Linked DNA regions of Mus musculus: region 1 is linked to region 2. A link is a loop called in an ENCODE intact Hi-C map of the cell type or tissue named here. Cell type or tissue: heart. All regions are shown on one strand. Each heading gives the region's core, and the rest is flanking DNA. Links, peaks and the distances in the headings are about the cores only.

The links. Peaks named below come from ENCODE experiments on the same cell type or tissue, not always from the same donor. Only the 100,000 strongest peaks of a DNase experiment are listed, where the experiment ranks them.
Region 1: a loop joins it to region 2, with 10 times the contacts of the local background. A loop is called at or near these places in 31 of 42 quality-filtered maps.

The regions. Positions count from the first base shown.
Region 1 is chr3:117,114,256-117,127,086 of GRCm38, forward strand. No RefSeq gene overlaps it. Among named protein-coding and RNA genes, the nearest start is that of 1700061I17Rik, 43 kb to the left of the region's middle. In heart, for the core only: CTCF peaks have their summits at 3,770 (motif pointing right) and 6,328 (motif pointing right); no DNase peak of the experiment used is centred there.
Region 2 is chr3:117,432,438-117,445,268 of GRCm38, forward strand. No RefSeq gene overlaps it. Among named protein-coding and RNA genes, the nearest start is that of Plppr4, 78 kb to the left of the region's middle. In heart, for the core only: a CTCF peak has its summit at 6,507 (motif pointing left); no DNase peak of the experiment used is centred there; H3K27ac peaks cover 1,212 bases.

The DNA.
Region 1 (12,831 bases), core at 1,857-9,856, 320 kb before region 2:
AGAGTTTGGAGTTTGCCCAGAGGGTTTCCTCTCTTGCTTTGGGGATTACAGTTAAGTGATTGGATGGATCTCAGAAGAGACTTCGAACTTTGGACTTTAAACTTCGTTGAGACTGCTATAGACTATGGGGACTTTTGAAGTTGGACTAAATACATTTTTTATTGTGCTATGGCTAGGTATGACCCTATAGACTCATGTGTTTGACAGGCCTATGGGTTCCAGGGAGTGGAATGTGATGGTTTGAATATGCTTGGCCCAGGGAGTGGCACTATTAGGAGGTGTGGCCTTGTTGGAGTGGGTGTGTCACTGTGAGCATCAGCTTTTATATCCCTGTCCTAGCTGCCTGGAAGCCTGGAAGTCTTCTAGAGGACTTCAAATGAAGATGCTACTACTTCACCCCTTGGTTTTTTTTTTTCTTTTTCTTTTTCTTTCTTTCTTTTTTTTTTTGTTGTTGTTTTCTTTCTTTTTTTATTAGATATTTTCTTTATTGACATTTCAAATGTTATCCCCTTTCCCGGATTCCCCTCGGAAAACCCCTTATCCCCTCCCTCTCCCCCTGCTTACCAACCCACCCTCTCCCACTTCCCAGTGGGTCATCCAAGACAGAAGTTGTGGCAACAGCTCATTTGTAAACATGTATGGTTTCTGAGTTAGCAAGCAGAACCTTGGTGATGTTTGCTTTTTTATAAAGCAGGATAAATGGGTTGGTCATGATACATCTCAAAGCCATTTCTACAGCTGAAGAGAAATATCTTTAAGATCTAGAAAAAGAGTACAAAGTGAGCCATGTTCATTCACCTCAGTCCCTACTTTAGAAAGCAACAGTGGCTGTATCCCGAATTCCTTGTTTCTATAAAAGCTTTTCATATAAAACCCCTATACCTTACAGGGTTTGGATCTCCATGTTTATTGAGCGGGAACCTACAGGAGTGTCCTGAGCAGGTTAGGTTTGTTTGTTTGTTTTTGTCAACTTGTTACAAATTGGAGTCTCCTAGAAAGAGGGGACCTCCATTGAGGAATTGCCCTCAGAAGATTAGTCAGGTTACAGATCTGTGGGGGAATTTTCTTGATTAGCAACTAGTGTCAGATGGTCCAGCCCATAGTGGGCAGTCCCACGCCTTTCTCTACATTGTATATTTTAAAAAAGCAACCTGGGTAGTTCCATGAAGATTAGCACGTACAAAAAATGTCTCCTTAAATAACGACAAATGTGAAATGATATTTAAAAACAAAACAAAAAGCAGGCAAGCTGACCACATCATAGAAAGCCAGAGGCTCTGCCAGAACCTGAGGCAGATGTTCACAGCTAACCTTTGGACTGAGCACAGGGTCCCCAGTGGAGGAGTTGGAGAAGGGACTGTAGGAGCTGAGGGGGTTTGCAGTTCCTTGGGGGGAGCAATAGTGTCAATCGACCAGACACTCCGGAGCTCCTGGGGACTGGACCAAAGGGTACACATGGAGGGACCCATGGCTCCAGCCCCATACGTAGCCTTGTTGGACATCAGTGGGAGGAGAGGCCCTTAATCCCGTGGGGGTTCGATGCCCTAGTGTAGGGGAATGCTAAAGTGGGAAGGTGGGGGTGGGTGGATGGTTGGGGGGACACCCTCATAGAGAGAGGGGGAGGGGGTGGGATGGGGGGTTTCCAGAGGGTAAAGGTAGAAAGGGGATAACATTTGAAATGTAAATAAAGAAAATATCCAATAAAAGAAAAAAATTTAAAAAAAAAGAAGAAAGAAAGAAAGAAAAGACAGACAATCAGTATGTAGCTTTCCTTGTTTTCTGCTCCAGTTCCTGCCTCCATTTTTCTCCCCTGGCTTTTCAGGATGGCGGACTATAACCTGTAAGGCCAACTAATTCTTTCCTCCTCGTTTGCTTTTGATCATGGTATTTATCCTAGTAAGAAAGAAGCAAACGAAGACACCTTATTTTGTAAAAGAGATCTCTAAGTTAAACAATTGTTTAAAACCCTATAACCTATAGTCTTTAAGGATTCATTATGCAGAACTTAAGAACAATGCAGTGTTCTAAAAGTGTTATCACAGGGACACTTTAAGATTACATGTTGGAGGGTCTCATGTGATGTAATAAGAACTTGGAAGAGAAGTGGAAAGTTTCTGTTCCTTTTCTAGGTGGCTAAAGTAGCATTGTGAAATGCAGGAAATCACAGAAAACCTGTACTAGCCTAATACAGTGAGTGATAGCCACCCCCGCATCAATCCCACTCCACCATCAGCCCCCAATGTTAAATAACCATGACGTTCAGCCTTCAATGAGGATCAAATGCTTTTTACCAGTGACTCAACATAACATGACCTGATTCTCCATATCAAATGTTTGCATTTTCATGTTGATGACAATTGTTTGCAGCTTGATGAAAGAATTGCTAGGTGGGACAAAATATCTGAATAATTTGTTTTCCTTATTGTATGATCGAGGCTTGGCTATAATCATAATTAATGTAGTTTGGCCACCTAACAGATGCATCGGTGGCCATTCAAACCTTTGCATGGCAAGAGACACAATACTTTGTGCATTTAGTTGATCTTTCCTTATACTTGTCTCTCTCTTAATTGATCCTTAGAAGGGAACATAAAACACTTAAATGATATTTCTATGAATTCACAACTAGCCTCTTCCAGGAGAATGGGAGTATAGTTATTGACTCATCGTCTTGGCCCTTCATCTATACAATATTGGTTTGGTTCTACACCTGAAGAACTTTTGACTAGTGTTGTTCACTCTCAGGGCCAATAATTATCTTCTCTTAGGGATGCAGGATGAATGCTGGCCAGTTCGATGTCCTTGGTTTTTCAGCGTGGGTCGCAGACCTTATGTTCTAGGAAACATTGGCTTAGCGTATGTTTAACCTCAGCTCACTGCACACGAAAACTGACAGTCTAACAAGAGATTTTGAGCTAATATTCATTTGATTGGCATGACTTTGGGCTTTTGCTTCAGTTCTTCTCATTAAAGTGAGTGGGGCAATGACATGACAGAATTTTAGACAAAATTTCCATGCTACGTAGTAATTTTGTGGCAGTAGTAGATCACTGTGCTTAGAGATGTTGGAACCATCACCAGGAGTGACCAAATCACCCCGTGTTTACTGAGATGTTTTGTTATTTCTGGGATGTTACAGAAAGGAACAAAACAAATTCCAGAATGCACAGCGAGGTCCATCATCAACCCTAGAGTAAAGACTATTTCTGTTACTTTGTTTGAGTTCTTAGGGTAAAAATCTACTTTTTGATGAACTGTTTTCTACTCCTAAGAATATTCCAAATGAAAACTTATAAAGTATAAATATACTAGACTTATAATTGCTACTTGATGCTAATTTTCTCTAGAGTTTAAAATGTATAAAATTGGTAATTATATGCCTGGGTATTTAATTAATTAAAAACCTGATTACCGAGTCTTACTTATTTTGAAAAACAGGAATTTATTTCAAGTGTTTGAATATATTGGTACATACATAGTTCTTCTCAGGATGTTGTTAGGATATTCTAGACAAAATAATAATGCTACTTGTCTGAAAAAAAATCTTATTTTTAATGTGGGAGTAGTAATCACGAATGTGATTATAAGAAGAAACAAAGTAATTAGAATCAACTTGCTTTGAACAAAACTTCCTATAATCCCAACTGACAGATGTTTTTAAATTATAAGTAATGGGCCAAGTATTTTTAAAGATTTATTTATTTTTATTTTACATGTTTGAGTGTTTTTCTTGTATGTAAGGGCACTGTGTGAGGGCCTGGTGCTTGCAGAGGCCAGAAGAGGGTGCTAGATCTCCTGGAACTGTCATTGTGAATGACAGTTATAAGCCATTCTCTTCCCTCTATATACATTAGTGTCCAAGTCAGTTCTCAAACTGTGATTGTACTTGAAGACAGAATCTATATAGTATATTGTACTTGGAGACAGATCTTCGTGGAGATAAATAAGTTACAATGGGTATCTTCCTGTCTCTGTCTCCTGAGTGCTGAGATTAAAGGTAAGTGCCACCACCACCCAGCTCTAAAATTAGGATGTTAAAAAAAGTACTAATCATATTTGACGGAAGAATTCCTAAGAGAGTATGATAGAGACAGACATACAGAAGAGTGATCCCAGGAAAATGTGGAGAAGATGACAGCCTACCAGGCAGGGTAAGCCTGAGAAGACACCAACCTTACCAATACATGGACCCCAGAGTTATAGCCTCTGGGACTATGAGAAAATGCATTTCTGCAGTGTAAGCTATGTAGCCTGTCATAGCTTGTCATAGTACAACCATGGCTAGTTGAAACATTCACAACCATCACTATAGAAACTCAAAGACCAATCCTGTCTCTTCCGAGAGACTCTACGCATCCCAGACGCTGGTAATTGAAACTTCCCGCTCGTCAGTTTCGTTGTCATCTTGTGTTAAACTTTCCTCCTCGTCAGGTAGACAGAAGGGGGAGGGGGTGTTAGAGTGGGCACTGAATGATGGGCTTCTGATCATATGAACTCTGAATCTCTTCCTCCTGCCAGACCACTGCCGAGTAAGGGGCAGACACAGGACTGTGCAGTCACACATGTGCACCTGCGTGGATAAGGTGTGGGAGGCACCCAGGGCAGTCACACATGTGCACCTGCATGTATAAGGTGTGGGAGGTACCCAAGGCAGTCACACATGTGCACCTGCATGTATAAGGTGTGGGAGGCACCCAGGGCAGTCACACATGTGCACCTGCATGTATAAGGTGTGGGAGGCACCCAGGGCAGTCACACATGTGCACCTGCATGTATAAGGTGTGGGAGGCACCCAGGGCAGTCACACATGTGCACCTGCATGTATAAGGTGTGGGAGGCACCCAGGGCAGTCACACATGTGCACCTGCATGTATAAGGTGTGGGAGGCACCCAGGGCAGTCACACATGTGCACCTGCATGTATAAGGTGTGGGAGGCACCCAGGGCAGTCACACATGTGCACCTGCATGTATAAGGTGTGGGAGGCACCCAGGTATTGAACAAGTGTCAGAGTGCAGTGTGGTTAATAGCTTTTGGGACTAGATGAAACCTGACAGCTTCACAGTTCTGTTTGACCTTGAATGCTGTTCAGCTTCTCAGGCCTAGTGACAGACTCTACCTTCTTAGCATGTTCACAAGGACTGATGAGTTAGATCATTTGTCGGTTATGTAGTACTAGGGGGAGGGCTGAATCTACACTTTATAGCATCCTTGTGCAAGTTAGTGAAACAACACAACAGATTTGGTGGTTTTGGAGTTGCTTGTTTTGGAAATACGGTCTCACTCTGCAGCCCAGGGTTGGTCTTGAAAAGGCAGTCATCCTGATTGAAGTAATAAATGTAGTGCTGGGAAGTTGAGCAGGCATTAAACACATGTCTTGTTGTTCTAAGAATCTCGATAAGTGTTATGGCTATGCTCTCAAACAAGAGATTCAAGGTGCATGAACTGTATAGCTCTGGCAGGTCGGCCAGCTTCAAGGCTCCCAAACCCTCAGAGGGCAGAGAGGTCAGAGTACAATGTAGAGCTTCCAACTGCCGACCTTTGCCCATTCTACATCAGATGTTGCCTCACTTTGCCATAGAGATGAAACACGCTTCTGTCTTGCTCTTACCTCCCATACAGGGAAAACCAGGCTTCATACACCCTGGGGCATGAAGACTAGCAGAAGAAACCGGATGTCAGCAAGGCATTGGCAAAGGATCTATTATCATTGTTACACATGCGAAGGTGTTTCATTTTTCATAAGGTTGTGGTTGTAAGCCTTCGCAAGCAAATGACTAAGGAACGAATCTCTACTGGCTCCTTCCTGACTCTTCTGAATGTCTTCCCTGTGACCTCAGACAGCGGTCGTGAACTTGGAGGTCATCACCCCCTGGGGGGGGGTTGCATATCAGATATCCTGCTTGCTAGCATTAGGAAGGTTGAAAATCCGCTGCCTTGGAGCCTGCGTCTCCTTCTCAGCTCTTCTGTCCTGACTAAGTCCAGCATCTCCTCATCAACAGCAGAGAATGTGCATGACGCTCCCTCTACTCCCTGCATTCAGGGTTGCCCTGCCTCCAGCAGCCTTTCCACACCATGGCTGTCTGGCTTTGAATTTGTCTTTTGTTAGCACAATTTGGTCACTGAGTTAATTTTTATTCAAATCTCAGTGGCCCTAACACATCACACTGGTGTAATAGGGAATATACTGACAAGGCTGGAGATTTTTAAGTCACGTACACCGAATCCACACACATTGCAGCCCTCTCTTCAAGGGAATGCAGGATTCCAATGAGTCTGAGAATAACTGCAGAGGAAAAGCCTGAACTTCTCAAAAGAAACCAGATGGTGGCAGCATAGAATGCACAAGGAAGGCCAGGACCAACGGCAGCTTCCAAACATGAAACTACTAATTAGTGATGAGAACACCATCAGGAAAACCGGTTAAGAACATGCAGTTTAGTTCCAGAAATACCTGCTTTTGGCCTTGTTTCCATCCTCACTGGCGGCATGAACTTGGGCAAGCCGATTAATTTCTTTAAGCCTCATTTCCTCATCTACACAATGAGGATGACCATAATTACAGGAGTGTTTTGGGATTATGGGAGAAAATGTCTGTGATATGCTTAGTCTATGCCTAGGAAACAAGCAGTTCAGGGACAGGCAGGCAGACAGACAGATAGAGATATATATGATGAGTAGTTTTATGTCAATTTGACACAAGCTAACGTCATCTGAGAGGAGGCAACCTCAATTAAGAAAATGTCTCCATAAAATCAGGCTATAGGCAAGCCAGTAGGGCGTTTTCTTAATGAATTATTGATGGCAGAGGGTGCAGCCCATTATGAGTGGGGTGATTCATGGCCAGGTGTTCCTGGATTCTACAAGAAAGCAAGCCAGTAAGCCGCACTCCTTCACAACCTCTGCATCAGCTCCAGCCTCCAGCTTCCTGCCCCATTTTCCTGTCTTGGCATCCTTTGATGATGAACAGTGGTGTGGAAGTATAATCCCTCTCCGACTTGATTTTTGTCATGGTGTTTCATCACAGCATTAGTAGTCCTTTCCAAGACAGACAGATAGACAGACAGACAGACAGGTTTTTATTTTTACTTGAAACATTGTCTCCCCCGAACCTGGTGCTTTCTAACTGAGTTAGATTGACCGACCAGAAAATCTATTTCCACTTATCCACTGTTGTAATTACAAGCATATCCTGCTGCACTTGGCTTTTAAAGATTGTATTTTAAATTTTATTTTTAGTGTGTGTGTGTGTGTGTGTGTGTGTGTGTGTGTGTGTGTGCGCGCGTGTGCGTGCGCACATGCAGGCTTTCTGGCTTTCTGTGTATGGGCCTATGAGTGCTGATATCTACAGGGGCCAAAAGGTGGCACCAGATCCCTTGGAACTAGGGTTAGGGATGATTATTGCAAGCCACTTGATATGGGCGCTGGGAACCTAACTTGGGCCGTCTGCCAAAGCAGTAGGTGCTCCTAACTGCTGAATCGTTTCTGTCCCACCACTTCGTGACTTTTTGCAGTGTTCATGCTGAGGGTCAAAGTCACATCTTCATGATTGTGCAGTAAGCACTTTATTGACTGAGCCATTTACCCAGCCCTGAGCATTGCATTTTTCAGGAATAGTTGCTTAAACATTCCCTAAACTGAGCATGGATACCTAGGGCAAAGGAGGCTCATTGTCTAGAGAACTTAGAAATACTTCTAAATGCTAACTGAATTCAGTCTTCACTTCTCAATCACCATGCGCTGGCAATGCTAAACATTAAAAGTGATAAAATATTTTTCCTTATAGTAACTTGGTTCCTTTAAAAACTTGAGGATTTCATTATCAGCCAAGCATTTTAGATGGATGCTTCTGGCTCTTTGCATTGAATCCCTCCTTCCAGGCTGATTGCACAGATTGCTCAATGGAGGTACATTATACACTCCTGCCTTCCATGACTTATCTTTTTTTTTTTTTTTTTTTTTAACCACACAGTTCCTATGACCTCAAATACCTTATAACCTTCTTTTCCAATTACCTACATCTTACTTTTCTTTTCAGGGACCAGTGTTTAAAAAAAAAGCTCCATTTTCTGGGGAGCTTTCACCATCTGCTGATTTCACAGAGAGATCTCCCTTGTGAATGTAGCTATTTTGGCCTCTGGCATCTGCTGTCTTGAGTGAAGCATATTGCCTCTTTTTCCCTATATGAAGGAGGAGCTCATTCACAGAGTTGGGGTTTATTTCCATAATCTAGAGAAGCTTTAGGTTTCAGTATCATCTGTACGATTGGTGCTCGCATGTGCTTAAATTTTAAGATACTCTGTTCCACCGAGTGAGTATGTGTGACTGCTGGGTGGATGCTTTCTATTTTGAACTGGGTCACACATGCATACATACTCTATTAATTTAAGTTATATTGTTAATATTATACACTTTAAATAGTAGATATAATGTATCATTAACATTAGGTTTTTTATAAAAGTTTTTGTGTATGTTGTGTATGTATGTGGTCTGTATATGTGCATACATGTGTTTGTAGGTGCTTACATATGTGTTCATGCAGGATCCAAATTGAGGTTGGATATCTTTCCTTGACTGCTTGACACATTTGTGCCTGAGACTGTATCTCACTAAACGTGAACTCATCCATTTGGTTAGGTTGGCTGGCCAATGAGCTTCAGGGATCTCCTTGTCTCCTCCCCACTGTCTCTCCAAGACTGGAGTTCTAGACATATATCACGCAGTCCAGCATGTTTTATATGGACTCAGGGAATCCAAGCTCAGGGTTTCATGCTTATGGAGAAGACATTTTACTGATGGATCCATCTCCCTAGATAGAATATTAGGTATTTTTTTTAAAAAAGAAGAAATAAAATTTCTTTGTAAGGTAAGACACAAGTGATTGTAGCTTCTTTCTCGGGTTCTAGATTAGTGTGCAAAGTCTCATTTAAATTCTAGATATTTCACAGAAGCTATTTCTAGTGAAATCTGGATTGCTATCTATCTATCTATCTATCTATCTATCTATCTATCCATCCATCTATCTTAACCTAGTGCATATAATGGCTGCTTTTTTCATGGCAAAACATCAACTGTGAAGAATACAAGGTATTTTAATTCATTTGTTAGGCTTGGGTTTACGTCTTACCTAGCTACTATAATAGAGTATTCTTGGCATCTGAGCATTAAAGCACATCCACCCGAAGGCCTCTTTTCTGTGCACTTGCTTCTGTGTTCCTAGGAAGGTACCATGCACACTGCCAAGAGAGGGAAGTGGTTAATATTCCTACAAACATTATGAACTACAGTGACCAGTAAGGCATGATACCATAAAGTTCATAAGTGGTACTCACATGTGGTAAACTACAGTTATCTAATTGGACTTAGGGTCTACCCAAAAGAGCAAAATGGCAGCTGGTGCTAGAAACTTAGCTAAATTCCTGGGAAAACTAGAGTCATGAGTTTTGGAAAAGAATCTACTTCTGCCACTTTGCTACGCCAGCATAATCTCTACCTATATTCTAAATCTTATCGTTATACCCATAGATAAGTATTGCTACTACCCTTATTAAAGAAACTTTTTTTTTTAATGGCAAATAAAGATCAGCACAGAAAACCACCACTGGACACAGTGTAGTGATCAATAGATTGTTGGGATCCTACTCTCAGTGGATGCACATATATCACAGCTTCTTTGTGGTTCAGGGGACATCATGGAAGAAGGGGCAGGAAACTGTAAGGGTCAGAATATCAAGATGTCTGCTATGAAACAGTCTCTCATAGAAATGGCTACACAAACAAAACCTGATCAACAGCAATGGCAGTAAATGCATTAGTGTAGAAGTAGAGAAAAATCTCATGGGGTTCTATTCTGTTCTGGCTGGTTTTATGTCAACTTGATACAAGCTAGAATCATCTGGAAAAAGGGACTCTCAACTGAAAAGATGCTTCCATAAGATTTTCCTATAGTCAAGTCTGTAGTACATTTTCTTAGTTAGTGATTGGTTTGAGAATTCTCAGCCCATTGTGGGCCATTCACCTCTGGGATGATGGTCCTAGGTGATATAAGAGAGGAGGCTGAGCAAGTCATGGAGAGTAAGCCAGTGAGTAGCTCTCTTTCATGGCCTCTGTACCAGTTATTACCTCCACATTCCTCCTTGAGTTCCCTTTTTGATTAGTATGGATGATGGATTTATAATCTGAGAGTTTAAAAAATGTTCCCTCCCTCCAGTTGTTGATCATGGTGTTTGATCACAGGAATAGAAATTCTGACTAAGACACACTGGTGGTTTGAATATGCTTGGCCCAGAGAGTGGCACTATTTGGAGGTGTGGTCTTGTTGGAGAAAGTATGTCACTAAGGGTGTGGGCTTTAAGACCCTTGTGCTAGCTGCCTAGAGACCAGTCTTCTTCTGTATGCTTTTGGATGAAGATGTAGAACTCTCAGCTCCTCCAGCCCCACATTTGCCTGGATGCTGTCATCTTCCTGCCTTGATGATAATGTACTGCATCTCTGAACCTATAAGCCAGCCCCAATTAAATGTTGTCCTTTATAAGAGTTGCCCTGGTCAAGGTATCTTGTCATAGCAGTAAAACCCTAGCTAAGACACACACTAAGACCAAGAACCGCAGGCTTCTAATGACTGCTGAGAAAGGCAATATAAACAGACTCAGAGGGTTGTATTTATGTATTTATTCAGATGTACACATGCATTTATGCAAATATACATGCATATTTATGTATGTAACAATAGTAAAGAAAAAGAACTGCTATCAGTCTGAGCGCAGGGGCTGGAGGGTGGGGACTTGGGGGGAACTGTAGGGAGGACAGGGAAGGAGAAAAGTGATGCAATTTCTTTTAATTCAAATGTATAAAAATTAACAAAATACATTTAAAACAAAGAAAAGACAGGAAAGAGGGAAGAAATCAAAGGACCATATCTTTCTTCTGGTTTCTAAAGATTATACCGTTTTCTCTGGATATTAAGGAAATATGCAAATAATAATTTTTAAAAATCACTCTGTGTTCTCATATTCTATGAAATAGCCACTATGTTATTCAAATTCTTTGTAAAATTCCTTGCCATACCCTATTATCAAGGGCACAGACTACAAGTACGGGGACCTCCAGAATTCTGTGATCTCACTGGGTAGAACTATAGAATTTCATTTCATTTATTTATTCAAGTTTGGAGAGAGAGAGATGCAATATTATGATGAAGTCTTAGATGTGTAAGCTAAAATAAACATTTTGTTCCTCAATTTTCTTTTTGTCAGAATGCTTTATCACAGCAACAGAAAACAAACTAGGAAAGAAGGAAAAGTACAAATATTGATAAATCCTGTTTTGGCACCCTCCCTAATCCATATGATTCAGAATGTATTTTATGATGAATAGCTTTTATAAGAACGTGGCCTGGTAAGTTTTGTGTCAACTTGACACAAACTAAAATACAATGAGAAGAGGAGCATCAACTGAGAAAAATCTCTATCAGTTTGCTTGCATGAAAGTCTGTATGTGTATTTTCTTGATTCCTAACTGAATGAGGAGGATCAAGTTTCCTGGGGGGCAGTATCTCAAGGTACTTATGAAAGTTAGTGTGAATTGTCAACTTGGCAGAATACATTTCCTAGCCCTGCATACAACTAGGCATAGTGGTGAATACTGGACTTTTAATATCACACAGAGAGGCAAAAGGATCAAGAGTTCAAGGCGAGTCTTATGTACACAATGAGAGTTCAAGGCTAGTCTGTACTACGTGAGTCCTGTGTCTCAAAAAAAAATCTATTAAAAAAGTAAGTAAAAGTGACCTGTTAGTTTTTGTTAAATTTTAGTATCCTTATTTCTGGAGTTTTCTTCTTGTTTTCAGCAATTTCCTTCAGAGCCAGGAGAGGAGGGACTGTTTTTCAGAACTGGAAGTATGAAGATACTAAAACTTTGAAGCTGTAACAAGAAAGGTAACACTAGTCTCTCCAACTTATGCTAAACATAAATGAAGCCGAGTTGCTGGACTAAATCGCTAGTAGGAGCTTTGTGCTTTGAATGCTCGCTAATGACTCAGAAGCACATAACACAACAGGTCAGCTATCCGTCACATGGAAGTTGTTTCCCTTCTCGAAGTCAGTTTAGTGCAAATGATCCTAGTTACCTCCTCTGTGTGCAAAAGCCTCAGGGTCTCGGTGAGAGCTCTCTTATGATGGTTAGAGAAAATCTGTAGGGAGAGAATCTCGAGCTGTTCCCTGCGGAGGTCACAAAGGATGGGAAGGAACTCCGGATGGAAGCAGATGCCTTCTGAAAGCAGAGGGAGAGACTATAGAGGACATGGATGGAAGTGGGAATGACTTCCACAGGACAACCGCATCCATGGGTACCAAGCAGTCATACAAAAGGACAGCAATTGCCTAACATATTTGAGAACTATGACCAGCCACTTTTGATCTTATAAAAATTTCTGTGAAGAATAAGTATATTGACCTTGTGAGAGTGAGGTTTGAGAGTGTCTCTCTTACTCGCTCTCCCGCTAACTGGCTGAGTTCCTTGGTTACTTAGAAATCCATGAGATACAGGTGAAGTCAAAGAAGTCCTTTATAGTGGAAAATAATCCATAAATCTACAGTGAATAAATAATACTTTTTCATAAACATGAGATATAAGAAATTCATAAGGGCTCAAGAAGCTGGACACTGGAAATTCAAATAACCCCATTAAAAATGGGGTACAGAGCTAAACAAAGAATTCTCAACTGAGGAATACCTAAGGGCTGAGAAGCACTTGAAAAAATGTTCAACATCCTTAATCATCAGGGAAATGCAAATCAAAACAACTCTGAGATTCCACCTCACACCAGTCAGAA
Region 2 (12,831 bases), core at 1,657-9,656:
AATTGGAATCCTTTGTAAGAGCAGTAGGGACCCTGAGTGGGCTTTCCAGCTCCCAACTTTTTATCATTTGAGGCCTCTTGATAAAGAATTTAGTAATTTACATCCCCGGGGGAGCAGCGGAATTCAAGGAACATTCGTATAATCTTATTCTTTTTTTTTTTTTCCAAATTCCTGCCAGTCTTTGTTATTTTTAGACATTTTTTTTAACTCTCCATCAAGCTGGAGTTAATATCTAGAATTCATCAGGAACATGAAATGCTCAATAAAACTATGAAACAGAACAAACTTGTCTTGAAAAATAGGCAATAGACCTAAAGAGACATCTGTCACAGGAAGACACACGCATTGCCAACATTTATGTGAAAAACTCTCTACGTCATTAGTCATCAGGGAGAGGCAAATTAAAGCACCAAGAGATACCACTTCACACCAGTAAGAACAGAGAGTCATATTTAACATTTAAATTTGTTTTAACAAATGGCAGAGGTGCCACTGTGGTGTATTCTTGTCATATTTATTATTTCCCTCAGATAGACCACTCTGTCTTCAATCCAGCCTCATTCTTTGTTTCTGACATTTGCCTCTTTGAACCTTTGTTTTGCTTCTAACGATTGCTTTTCCTTCATGACTAATCCTCCTTCTCATCTAGTAACATTCAGCACAGGGATAGAAAACTAATCTTAAATAAAACAAAACAAAGCCCACTGAGCCTGGAAACTAGTGCCCACCTCTTGTCTCACTGTTTCCTCCATGTTGTCCTTATCTCCATTAACTTTGTTCTTCCAGTATCCAGGGTGATGAAGTGTGAGAACTTCTAGCACAATAGCCCAAAATCTTCATGTGCAGACCGGTACCTCTACAGACTAATAGTTTCTAAGCAAGACATGTGTTCAAATCTATGCAATTTAAAAATTTCCTAATTCAAGGCTTTACCCTTAACTTAAAAAACAACAACAGCAACAACAACAACAACAACAACAAACATGCTTCATCTCCAGTTTTGTGGAGGGAAATAGAAACCATCACACTCAGTTTTCTCTCTTCTTTCAAGTCACCCATGATGTTCTGGGACTGAGACTTCCCTGACAATGCACTCCCAACGGAAAAGTTGCCGCTGTGCCCTTTGCCTGAAGTTTGGGATCCTAAACTTATTCACGTCTTCAAGGATTGTATTCTGCTCTCTTTTGTTGTTGTTGGTAGTGGTTGTGGCAACATCAAGTGATGGTGTGTGTGTGTGTGTGTGTGTGTGTGTGTGTGTGTGTACACGATCTCACACATAGGCTTTCACAGAGTTAAGATAAGATACTGGGATTACAGCAAAGGTCTCTGGGGAGAGAAGAACGGACTGGCACACTCACCACAAATGGATTTCCATCCATTAACTGTGTTGATGTGATATACTAAGCACCCTCCTCGGCCAGTGGAAGCTCTGTCTTGGTTGAGTAGACTTTAAAACACATATGCGTTGTGCTGCGTAGGTACAAAAGTTACAATATTAAACTGGGACTTGGCACAGGATACTTGATTGGATCTCCAGCTGTGGTCCATAGTAGCCATGACATTTCTAAGAAGTATTTCATCCCTGGTTATCACATATATTTTAGTCATTGAATGATAGGGATGAAACAAAGTAAAACAAAATATCTTTGGTCTTTAAACTGCCATATAGATAATAAATGGTTTTATTATCTATGGAAAGTGTCGAATTTTCAATGGAGATTCTTTCTGAGGTGGTGGATGTATATATATTATACACACAAACAAACACACACACACACACACACACACACACACACACACACACACACACTGGAAAATGGTTCTAATGCTTTGTCTTAATTCAACTTCCAAAAGCCACACTTCCAGACACCAAGGGTCCCTGCCCTCAGTTGGTTTTGATTGGTAATAAAGAATTACTGTACAGCCAATGGCTGGGCAGGGAAATGGAGGAAGTCAAGGGACAGAGGGAGAAGAAGAGGAGAATTGCCATGACTCAGAGGGAGAGGGGTCAGATTCAAGAGCTGCAGGAGAGAAGTCATCTAGCAATGTAGGTGGAAAGGGAAAGCAGCCCTATGTCAGGTGGTGGTGGTGCTGCCCAGAAGGTAACAGGGCAGCAAAGATAAAATATACATTTAGAAGGTTTTAAGCCAGGAAGTCTGGAGGGGGGGGGGGTGTTAGCCAAGGGGAGGTTTAGAAGTGCCCAACTATCGAGCTAGTCAAGGCATATCAAAATTAGCTGGTGTGTGTGAGTGTGTGTGTGTGTGTGTGTGTGTGTGTGTGTGTGTGTGTCTCATTTTATAATCCAGAGCTCTTGGGAGAGTAAAATGGTGCTGTGAGCCAAAGCCTATTAACTAATTTACTGCTACACACACACACACACACACACACACACACACCCCTTCAGACCCTTCAGTAAGTTGTCTTCTGTATCAGTCCTTACATTTGATCACCATCACAGTTTGTCTTAGAGTGTTACCACATTCCCATTTACCTCAGCCTATGAACAGCAAGCAAGCAACTGTCCTAGTCTTTGGGAACCCACCCATGCTTGTAAAATTAGAATCCTCTCCAAGAATTTTCCAACCAAATTAAGACATTTTAAAACAGCATTTAATCTTTATTTGATGCTAGAAATAAAAATTCAAAACCAAGCCCATATTTGCTTTTTAATCCAGGAGAGGTAGCCTAGTCCTGCAGAGACACTATGTGCTAGGGTGGGTTGGTACCCAGGGAGGCCTCAACCTCCTCCGAGGAGAAGGGTATTGGGGGATGGGGACAGGGACTGTGTGAGTGGGGTCTGTGATCAGTATATGGAGTAGATAAATAGATAAATTGATGGGAAAAAAGAGAGAACAAATGTGGCAAAGAAAGGAGGACAAGGCCCACGGACAGAATGTGAGGGACTAAGAAGAGAGAAGAGCTAAGGGAACGATGAAAACATGCAAGTGATTGGGGCCTTCCCCCGTGTCCTCATGGCTTCCCCCGCCCCCACTTAGGCAGCAGTTCAGTTTGAGATAAGCCAAGGCACTTAGGATGAATGTCCGTCCTTTAGTTTTAGTCATTTGCTTCCCCACCTGCTTTCCAGGTCTTGGTATGTCCATCTGTCTGTCCTTAAGTTGTGCCTGTGGGACTGCCAGGTGTTCTCTTTACACTTTCAGAAGTTGTCTCCGTTCCTCAGGTACAGTCTCACGTTTTCTTCTGGGAGTTACTGCTGCCCAGATCTGTGCTAGCACAGGGGTTCTCTTGGGAAGCAGAGTGTTCAGGGGCCACTTCCACTCAGCATTGTCGCCAGGTCTATTGGTGCTGCTGGGATGCACTGGGCAAATGCAAGAAGTGGATTTGGGTGTCCTGTTATGAGCAGGAGAATAATACTCTCTCTCATTTTCTTTTTAACATTTTTTAAAATTAGAAAACAGTTTTTTTTTTCTAGTGAAGTGTCTACTTAACCTTGCTTTTTTTGAAAAAAACATTTTAAAACTTTTTTTCTTTTTCTTTTTTTTTTTTTTTAATTTTTGCCTTCTGCTAAAATTGAAGCACAGTTTTTACCAGAGACAATACCTAGCAACACGAGTTATACTATGAACCTACCCCTCGAAGCTCCTTTGTGATCATATGTATGGGTTTTTCTGGGAAATACCACAGTCTTTTAGATACCTGGACCATGCAGGGAAATGTTTGCCAAGTTAATCAGATTTATTATGTATACATAATCCTAGGCTAGTCTGAGAACAAACTCTATTATTAAACCTCTCAAATATTTGATTCCTGGGTGAGAGTGATAATGTTTCCCAATGTTATTTACTTTTATTTTTAAATTATGTGTATATGTGTGTATGTATATGTGCATGTGAGCTCAGGTGCCCTGCAGGAGAAGGCATTAAGGATTAAGTATCCTTGGAGCTGGAATTACGTGCGATTATGATCTGTCCAATATGGGTGCTGAGAACCAAACGAATCCTTCATAATAGTGGTACAGGCTATAGCCACTGAGCAATCTCTTCACCTCTTTAAAATTAATTTTGTATTGTCATCACCCATAGAAGCTTAGAAAATAGAAATTCGGTGACCTTAGCACCTAAGCAAACACTTTCTAGATTTTCTGCCAAAGCATAAAACTAAACAAAATAAAACAAACAACAAACAAACAAAACCCCCAAAAAGCTTTGCCTACATACTTGAAAGAAATATTGGTAAACCAAAATACTCAAAATCTATGAAAAGACTTCTAAAATTCAAAAGTAGAGAAATAAAAATGGTTTTAAATAGACAATAGACAATAGAAAATATCTTGACACTCACCAAAGGTGTTAGAGATAAGAAATTAGCACATTTGAAACAAATGCAAATACTCAGAAGTCGGGGAGACAGCTCAGTAGTAAGAACTCTTGATAACAAACAAAGGGCCTGCATCCGCAGGACACACACAAAAGCCATAGTTGGTCAAGAACCATAGTGGGCAAAGTCAACCTCCCATGTTCTGCCTCTCTGCTTAATGAGAAAGCATAATTATGTACTCCCAGGCAGGGTGAAACCAAGCACATTTTTGCCCTTTTAATGAAATGGCATGCTATTACAACCTTTTAGAAAGTCTTTTAGATACCTGGACCCTCTTCCCTCTTGATACCATCCTTTGAAATGTTTATAGTCCTAGTTCAATTAAGTCTTCATGTTCAGGATTTCATGAAATAACACAAAATTGAATCCATTCACATGTGCATATGATGTGCACATGTGTTCAACGCTTGTATTCACGTATGTGGAGGCCAGTGGACAATTGTGATTTTCATTCCTCAGGCACTCCCTGAATTAATTTCTTTTTAAAGGAACCACTGGCATGGTTGTCAGGGAACTTCTGCTGGCTGTTGAATGAGCCCCAGCGATAGACTCATCTGACTCTCCCTCCCCAGGGCTGAGATTACGAACAACCACTACAGGCTCTTTGTAATGTGGGTTCTGGGGTATCTATTCTGCAGATCCTCACATCTGCAAAGCAAACATCGTCTGCACTGAGCCACTACCCTAGCCTGGTGGGATGGCTATTTTTGGTTGTCAACATGACAACATCTGGAATTAACTAAACCCCCAGTGGCTGGGCACATCTCTGAGGGGTTTTGACTGGGAAGATCTACTTCACCTCTGGGTCTTTGAAATGTGAAGATCCACCTTTAGTCCGGGCCACACCTTCTGCAATCAGCATGTGTAAAGAACGTGGAAGAAGGACGCTTGCTTGCCCTCTTTACCTGCTCGCTCTCACTGGCATTAGAGCCTACTTCCTGTCTACTGGAGTCTCTGTTCTGCTAGAGAACCCAGACTAATGCACCCTATTAATGAATTAAAGAAGCAACACAATTGGTCTCCACTCACCATTTCAATTATTTTAATGTATCCTGTATCCTAATATACAGAAAACCTCTTCCTCTTCTTCCTCCTCCTCGTCCTCTTTCTCCTCCACTTCTGCTTCTGCCCTGTTTCTGCTTTTTCTGTTTCTTCTCCTCCTCTTTCTCCTCCTTCTCTTTCTCCTACTCATCCTTTTCCTCTTCCTCCTCCTCTTCTTCCTCCTCTTCCTCCCCCTCTTCCTTCTTCCTCCCTCCTCCCTCCCCCCCCTCTTTCTTTCTTCTCACCTTGGATATTTTGAAGTCCTAAAAAAATTTAAACACTCCCTGCAGGAGAGAGGTAAGCTGGGTCCTACAACCTTCCTCAAATGGCAAGTGAACAATCTCAGTACTGTTTTTCCAAAGAGGAAAAGGATCTCTCAGGCTGCAGACTAGGGTATCACAGGACCCCTAGGAAGTCACTACATGTTCTGGACCATCTGCTCAAAATCTAATTGCTAATGGATGAACAGCTTTTGTTTTCTTTTGACCCACAAATACAGCAAGTCTTAAGAGGGGACCAAGCTAGGATTTTTGAGACTGTCCGGGACAAAGCAAAAGAGAATAGCAATAACTCCAGTACATAGGGGCACATATATCTTTTCATTTACATGGAAATTATGTGAAACCTTTTCAAATCCGTGCTTCTCCATCCATCAATAACTTAGCTTCAGTAATCAGAATCAAATTTTAATTTCTTTTAAAAAATGAATAACAGTCACGATTCATATATATATATATATATATATATTCTCTCCAAAATACATTTATATGTATTCTCTCCAAAAAAGATGATGCTGTCTCTTTAATTGTGCTTGGAGCCGAAAAGGTTGTCATGGAGATGGGAATCTGTGCTAGGCTGCTCCACTTCCCTGGCCTTGTTCTGAGCCTGAAGTGGAAGGTTCTATTGTTAGGGTGGGATTCAACATCTGCTAATCGAACCTGTTTTTAATTTTTAAACACATTCTTGTTCCTGTTGGTATCTATTCTCTCATGAAAACAATGCAGATGCTGAACCGACGATAATAAAAAGGATTTAGATTGACATGCCTTCTGTTTGTGATTGCTGCAGACCACACAAAGATGGTGTCCTGCAGATACACGGTTACCCACCATAGTTTGGAGACGTCTGCCACCTCGTGGTAGCAGTCGGAAATGCTGAATAACACTGAATCGTAGAAATTAGGAAGTAGAAAAACACCGACCACCCCAGTAAATACACTCTTCCCTTTTGTCAGCTGTAGCACAGTTCTGATTTTCCAATAATAATTGTTAGTTTTGGAAAACAGTGTTTTTCTATTTGTTGATTTCATTTAATATTTGCAATTTTTGACAATAACACTATTTATGTCTGTATTTTTTGTTTTAACAGCAAACACATCTATAGTGATGCTGATTTTAGTGTCTGATGCTCCTTTTTCCTTCATCCTTTCCATTTGGTTGAGATATATACTGCTATCCTTTTCTGACTCAGTTTTTGCCTTACTGTTTGTTTAGTGTCTAGTTGCTTGTATCGTTTTTTTCTAGTTTCTTTGCATTTCATTTGAAGTTCTTAAGTTTCTTCATAAGTCCCCTTACACCTGCATATTATTCTGTATGTTTTCATCTGGACATGACTTTACATGCTTTATGTATTTTGGTATGATCTTTATCATTTATTTCCAAGCATTGAAAAATTGTTATCAAAGATACCTTTTCTAGTGGGGATATTATTTTTAAACACATAGAAAATACTAAAGTTTCTTCTCACTTGTTGTTACCTATTTATTTTTCATTAATTCTTTCTGCAGAGAATAGGCCTGTGAGCAGTGTTTACTCCTTGGAGTGTTTCTTCACACCGTTACCTGGATGCTCAGATCCCATGTCAGCCAAACGCTTGCCAGTTCTTTTCTTCCTGTGCTCCTCTATGCAGAATACCTTGCCCTCTCGTATTCTCACAACATTTTGGACTTTTAAAAGTGACAATCCTGATTCCATTATATTCTAAGCATGTGTGTGTTTGTGGTGTGTGTGTGTTGTTGTTGTTGTGTGTCTGTGGTGTGTGTGTCTGTTTGTGGTGTGTGTGTGTGTGTATGTGTGTATGGTGTGTGCGGTGTGTGTGTGGTGTGTGTGGTGTGTGTGTGTAGTGTGTGCTGTGTGTGTGTGTGGTGTGTGGTGTGTGTGTGTGTGTGGTGTGTGTGTGTGTGGTGTGTGGTGTGTGTGGTGTGTATGGTGTGGTGTGGTGTGGTGTGTGTGTGTGTGTGTGTGTGTGTGTGTGTGTGTATACTTCCTTCCCTCAGAGTAATGCTATTACTCTTATCCTCTGTTGTATTTTTTTTAAGACGACTAATTCTCTGCCTTCCACCTTTGAGCCACCTCTTGAACACTCAGCTGTGATTTCTCTTTTTCTTGTTTTTCCTCAGCAGGATGTGACTCCTGCTGCAGGCTTTTTGGACAGGTAGCTTCTTCTGCTTTGAATATTACTCTTTTCTTCCTGTCCTACCTCCTAGCTCATCACTTGGGTTTCAGTTCGGCTGTCTCCTGAGGGAGATTTTCACCTAGTGGACAAAGTGATGTGTGTTCACTTTGGAACACTCCCATTCCCATGTACATCTTGTTTTCTGATTGTCAATTACTTGGGTGATTACTCTGTTCATGTCTGTCTTGTCTAGTAGTAAGGGAAGGCTTTAGTGACCGAGCACAATCAGCTGCTAACAGAACCCTTTCTCCCCTCCCCCTCCCGAGCACAATCAGCTGATAACAGAACCCTTTCTCCCCTCCCCCTCCCGAGCACAATCAGCTGATAACAGAACCCTTTCTCCCCTCCCCCTCTTTTCTTCTAGTCCCCTCCTTCCTCACCTCTCCATTATCTCCAGAAGATTTGTGTAAGCTTCTGGTGTGGTTTTTCACATTTTACCTTTATCCACAAAACATATAAAGTGCTGTAAGCAAGGGCAAAGAGAGCACAACTAGCAGGGTGCAGGGCAGGGTGGTACACCCCTTTAATGCCAGGGCACTAGAGGCAGAGGCAGGCTGACCTCTGTGAATTTGAGGCCAGTTCAGTGTAAGTAGTGAGTTTCAGGACAACCAGGACTATGTAGAGACACCTTGTCTCAAAAATAGGATAGGATAGGATAGGATAGGATAGGATAGGATAGGATAGGACAGGACAGGACAGGACAGGACAGGACAGGACAGGACAGGACAGGACAGGACAGAACAGAACAGAACAGAATAGAAAAGAAAAGAAAAACAGAAAAAAGTTAAACAACAACAACAACAAGCAAAGGAACAACAACAAGAACAAGAAGCATGGGCTTTGAAGCCATGGCGTTTCTTAAGTTCTGAGCTTGTGCTGATAGAGCTCTTAAGAACTGTGGTCTCCATACATGTAAGATGAGTAACAAAGCTGCTGCATGATGCAGTTACAGAAATTAGTGTATTCTCACTACTGCTTTTTTTTTTCCAAATCATCTTTGTTTACCATTGGCAAGCATCTGCTATGTGATGTGGTTATGCACATAAATAAGACACGGAGCTGGCTCTCAAGTAGACTTGTGTCTGAGTTCAAAACAGAGATGCATGATCAAATTAGAGGTTTGGGTAGTCCACAGGCACAGAAAGCAGTAAGAACTGGATCTTGTTTTGCTGGAAGAGGATGAAGGATAAAGAGGCGGCATGTTTGTATTCTTGTTCCATACCCTAACACACTTCCCAGGCTACAGCTTGTCTCTTCTCAGTCAACAAATGTGATTTGGGGCTTGTCTTTTAATCTCTCTGTGCCTCAGTAGTAGCAGTGGTAGCCAAAGTTTACAAATCACTTAATACATCACAGACTTTCTTCTCACTGCTTTTACTTGGCTTAGTTCTCTTACTCCTTACAACAATCACAGTTCAAGAAGAGGAGCTAAGGATGGCTAAAAGAGACAGCAACAGTGACTATGTTGTCTGATGGTGCCGAAATAATAAAAACATCCGACCTGGAACTCAAACCCTGACAATCGAGCTCCACAGTCATGTCCTTCAGCAGACCTGAGTTTAGCACGTTCACAACGACAGCAATGACAATAGCTGTATGGCTACCATCTCACACATGACATCATCTGCTATAAAGGATGCTTCTGTAAACTTGGCTGTTAACATTATCAACCAACTGCAGTTATTGAAAATATCTGCTTACTTGATTTTTGAAATCTAATTAGTGCTCTGGGGAATATTTCAAATTCTTGTCTCTCTGGTTTTCACCAAGAGATGTAGGCAGATCACTAGCAGCAGGCAGAGCTTTGGTCTGGTATGAGCCCTCTTGTGGAAAAACGTAAGAATTCAGGGCAGCGGCTTTACCTGACTAAGGATTGTGGGAGAGAATCTTTTCAATTTCAATGCAAAGAAATCTGGCTACTAATAATCTGGCATCATCTACAGTTTCACTGAACACAGAAAACATTTCATCGATGACTTGGAATATAAAATTAGACAGGTAAAATGCTCAGTGCTACAAACATTAAAAAGCAAGACCACCAGGCAACGGAAATATATTTATAAGCTGCAGCCAAGCAGTTTGCATGCCTCCAAAGATAACCTAAATCAAGCAATTACATTACAAGGAAATTTCAGAGGTAAAAATGCTGGTTACCTAAAGAAAACAATTCAACATTAGCATTTTGTATGACATAACAATAATAGGCTTTACATTGCATCATTTATTTGTGTTTTTTAAAAAGGCAAGTTTGATTAAGGGATTAACCTTGGACAACGAACCCTCAAAAAACACCTCAAATGTGCTGAAATGTTGAGAGGCTCTTAAATTAATTAAAAGTAGGAACTGATTAAATATTAGCATCTGGATGAATCATTTATTGGGAGATCCTATTGTGAGAGTTTAATGCATGTCTTGTATTGGTGAATGATTCCCCTGGTGACAGATATTTACTTCTTTGCCTCTAACACTGTCTGGTTTGGTGTTGCAGAAATGTACATAGTAGGACTTTTTCTCTACTTTCCTTTATAAAAATAGTGCTGCTATTTACTCTCACAGTGAGGTACACCTGCATTTTCTGTCTCTTTCTTTTGAATCAGAAATGCACTTAGCCACGTGGTTTCTTCTTATTCTTTGCCCATTCCCAATATGAAAAGGGTATGTATGAATAATAATAGTTCCTATGTGAAAATACCCATCAAAAGCTCCTTCAATTACGAGCTTCCTATTTAAGAAATTTCCAAGCCGCATCAGTTGAACTTGGAAGAGCTTAGCATATTAGCTTCTAATCAAGATGGCAGTCTGCAGAAGAAGAAATCAGAGAAACTAAGGTGCTCCTGAGCCTAGAACAGAGATAGAACCCAGATGTGCCCAGGTCATTGATGATTTCCCAGCCATATCCATTGACTCAGATGGTGCCATGGTAGAGGAGTCACCCAAGCAGGGTGCTGCCCAGTTTGAAATGGGATTTGAGGAGGCTTGGTGGGTATGAGTTGAGTTTCCTTCCTGCTTCCAGGAACCTTCCCAATGTTTCCTACTTTGTAGTAACTCTGAAATAGTTTACAGAAGAATTCTGGAGCTAACATCAATTTGACTTACACTTTGCTTACACAGGCAAGTCTCTGACTAGAAAGAGATAGAAGTTCCCTACAGTGGCCTTGTTGACCATCATCTTGATTACTGTCAATCTTGTTATCCTTTACTTCAGTCCCTTTTGGAGTGTTCATATAGTCTCTCTCTCTCTCTCTCTCTCTCTCTCTCTCTCTCTCTCTCTCTCCCTCCCTCCCTCCCTTTCTCTCTCTGTCTCTTTGTCTCTCTCTCTCTGTCTCTCTCTCTGTCTCTCTATCTCTTTCTTTCTTTCTTTCTTCCTTTCTTTCTTTCTTTCTTTCTTTCTTTCTTTCTTTCTTTCTTTCTTTCTTTCTTTCTTTCTACAGCACTTTTGGTTGGGCCCATGCTTCTTCCAGATGCAAGCCAAATAATGAAGAAGTTGGATAATAAAAAAAAATAAACAATTAAAGTCCAACAGAAAAGTGTTAATTAATCACCTGGACATTAATTAGCTGCAACTCCTGGAGTGTCTAAAAGTTCTCTTCTCACAGAATCTGATTCATCTGTTCACTTGCTGGACATAGTTTAATTTTTGTGTGTGTGTGAGAATTAGCTACCAAAATCTGCAGCAGAATTCCATGCTGGTTAAGAGCTGTTCCAGAGAACTAATGGATCAATTCAAGATAGAGTGTTCCAAAGCAGCACAAACAAGAGGGCCAAACATGATTTTTAGGTTTGTCTCAGCCACATACATTATTTCATTCAGAAGCTTACTGTAAGTAATATGGGGGAGAACATTTTTCATGGGATGAGTGTAGAGGCACAATCTGAGTCTTCCTTTTTATTTAAAATTTTTATTGGCTATTTTATTTATTTACATTTCAAATGTTATCCCCTTTCCTGCTAACCGCCCTATCCCATCTTCCCTCTCCCTCTTCTATGAGGTTGATCCCCCACCAACCCACCCACTCCCACTTCCTGGCCCTGGCATTCCCCTACACTGGGGCATCAAGTCTTTACAAGGCCAAGGGCCTCTTCTCCCTTTGGTGTCCGACAAAGCCATCCTCTGCTACATATGAGGCTGGAGCCATGGGTCCCTCCATGTGTACTCTTTGCTTTTAGTCACTGGGAGCTCTGGGGGATGGAGAGGTGTCTGGTTGGTTGATATTGGTGTTCTTCTTATGGTTTGCAAACCCCTTCAGCTCCTTCAGTCCTTTCAATCTTTTCCATTGAGAACCATGTGCTCAATCTATGGTTGGATGCGAGCATCTGCCTCTGTATTTGTCAGGCTCTGGCAGAACCTCTCAGGAGACAGCTATTATTAGGTTCCTGTCAGCAAGCACTTATTGGCACCCACAAAGTGTTTGGGTTTGGTGTCTGTATATGGGATGGATCCTCAGGTAGGGCAGTCTCTGGATAGCCTTTCCTTCTGTCTCTGCTCCACAGTTTGTCTCCATATTTCCTCCCTTGAGAATTTTATTTCCTTTTCTAAGAAGGACAGTTTGGTCTTCCTTCTTGAGCTTCATGTGGTCTCTGAATTTTATCTTGGGTATTCTGAGCTTTTGGGCTAATATCCGTTAATCAGTGAGTGCATATCATATGTGGGGTTTTTTTTTTTGATTAGTTTACCTCACTCAGAATAATATTTTCTAGTTCCATCCATTTGCCTAAGAATTTCATGAACTATTTGTTCTTAATAGCTGAGTAGTACTCCATTGTGTAAATATACCACATTTTCTGTATCCATTCCTCTGTTGAAGGACATCTGGGTTCATCTTATGACTATTAAAATAAGGTTGCTATGAACATAGTGGAGCATGTGTCCTTGTTATATGTTGTAGCATCTTTTGGGTATATGCCTAAGAGTGGTATAGCTGGGTCCTCAGGTAGTACTATTTCCAACTTTCTGATGAACTGCCAGACTGATTTTCAGAGTAGTTGCACCATCTTATAATC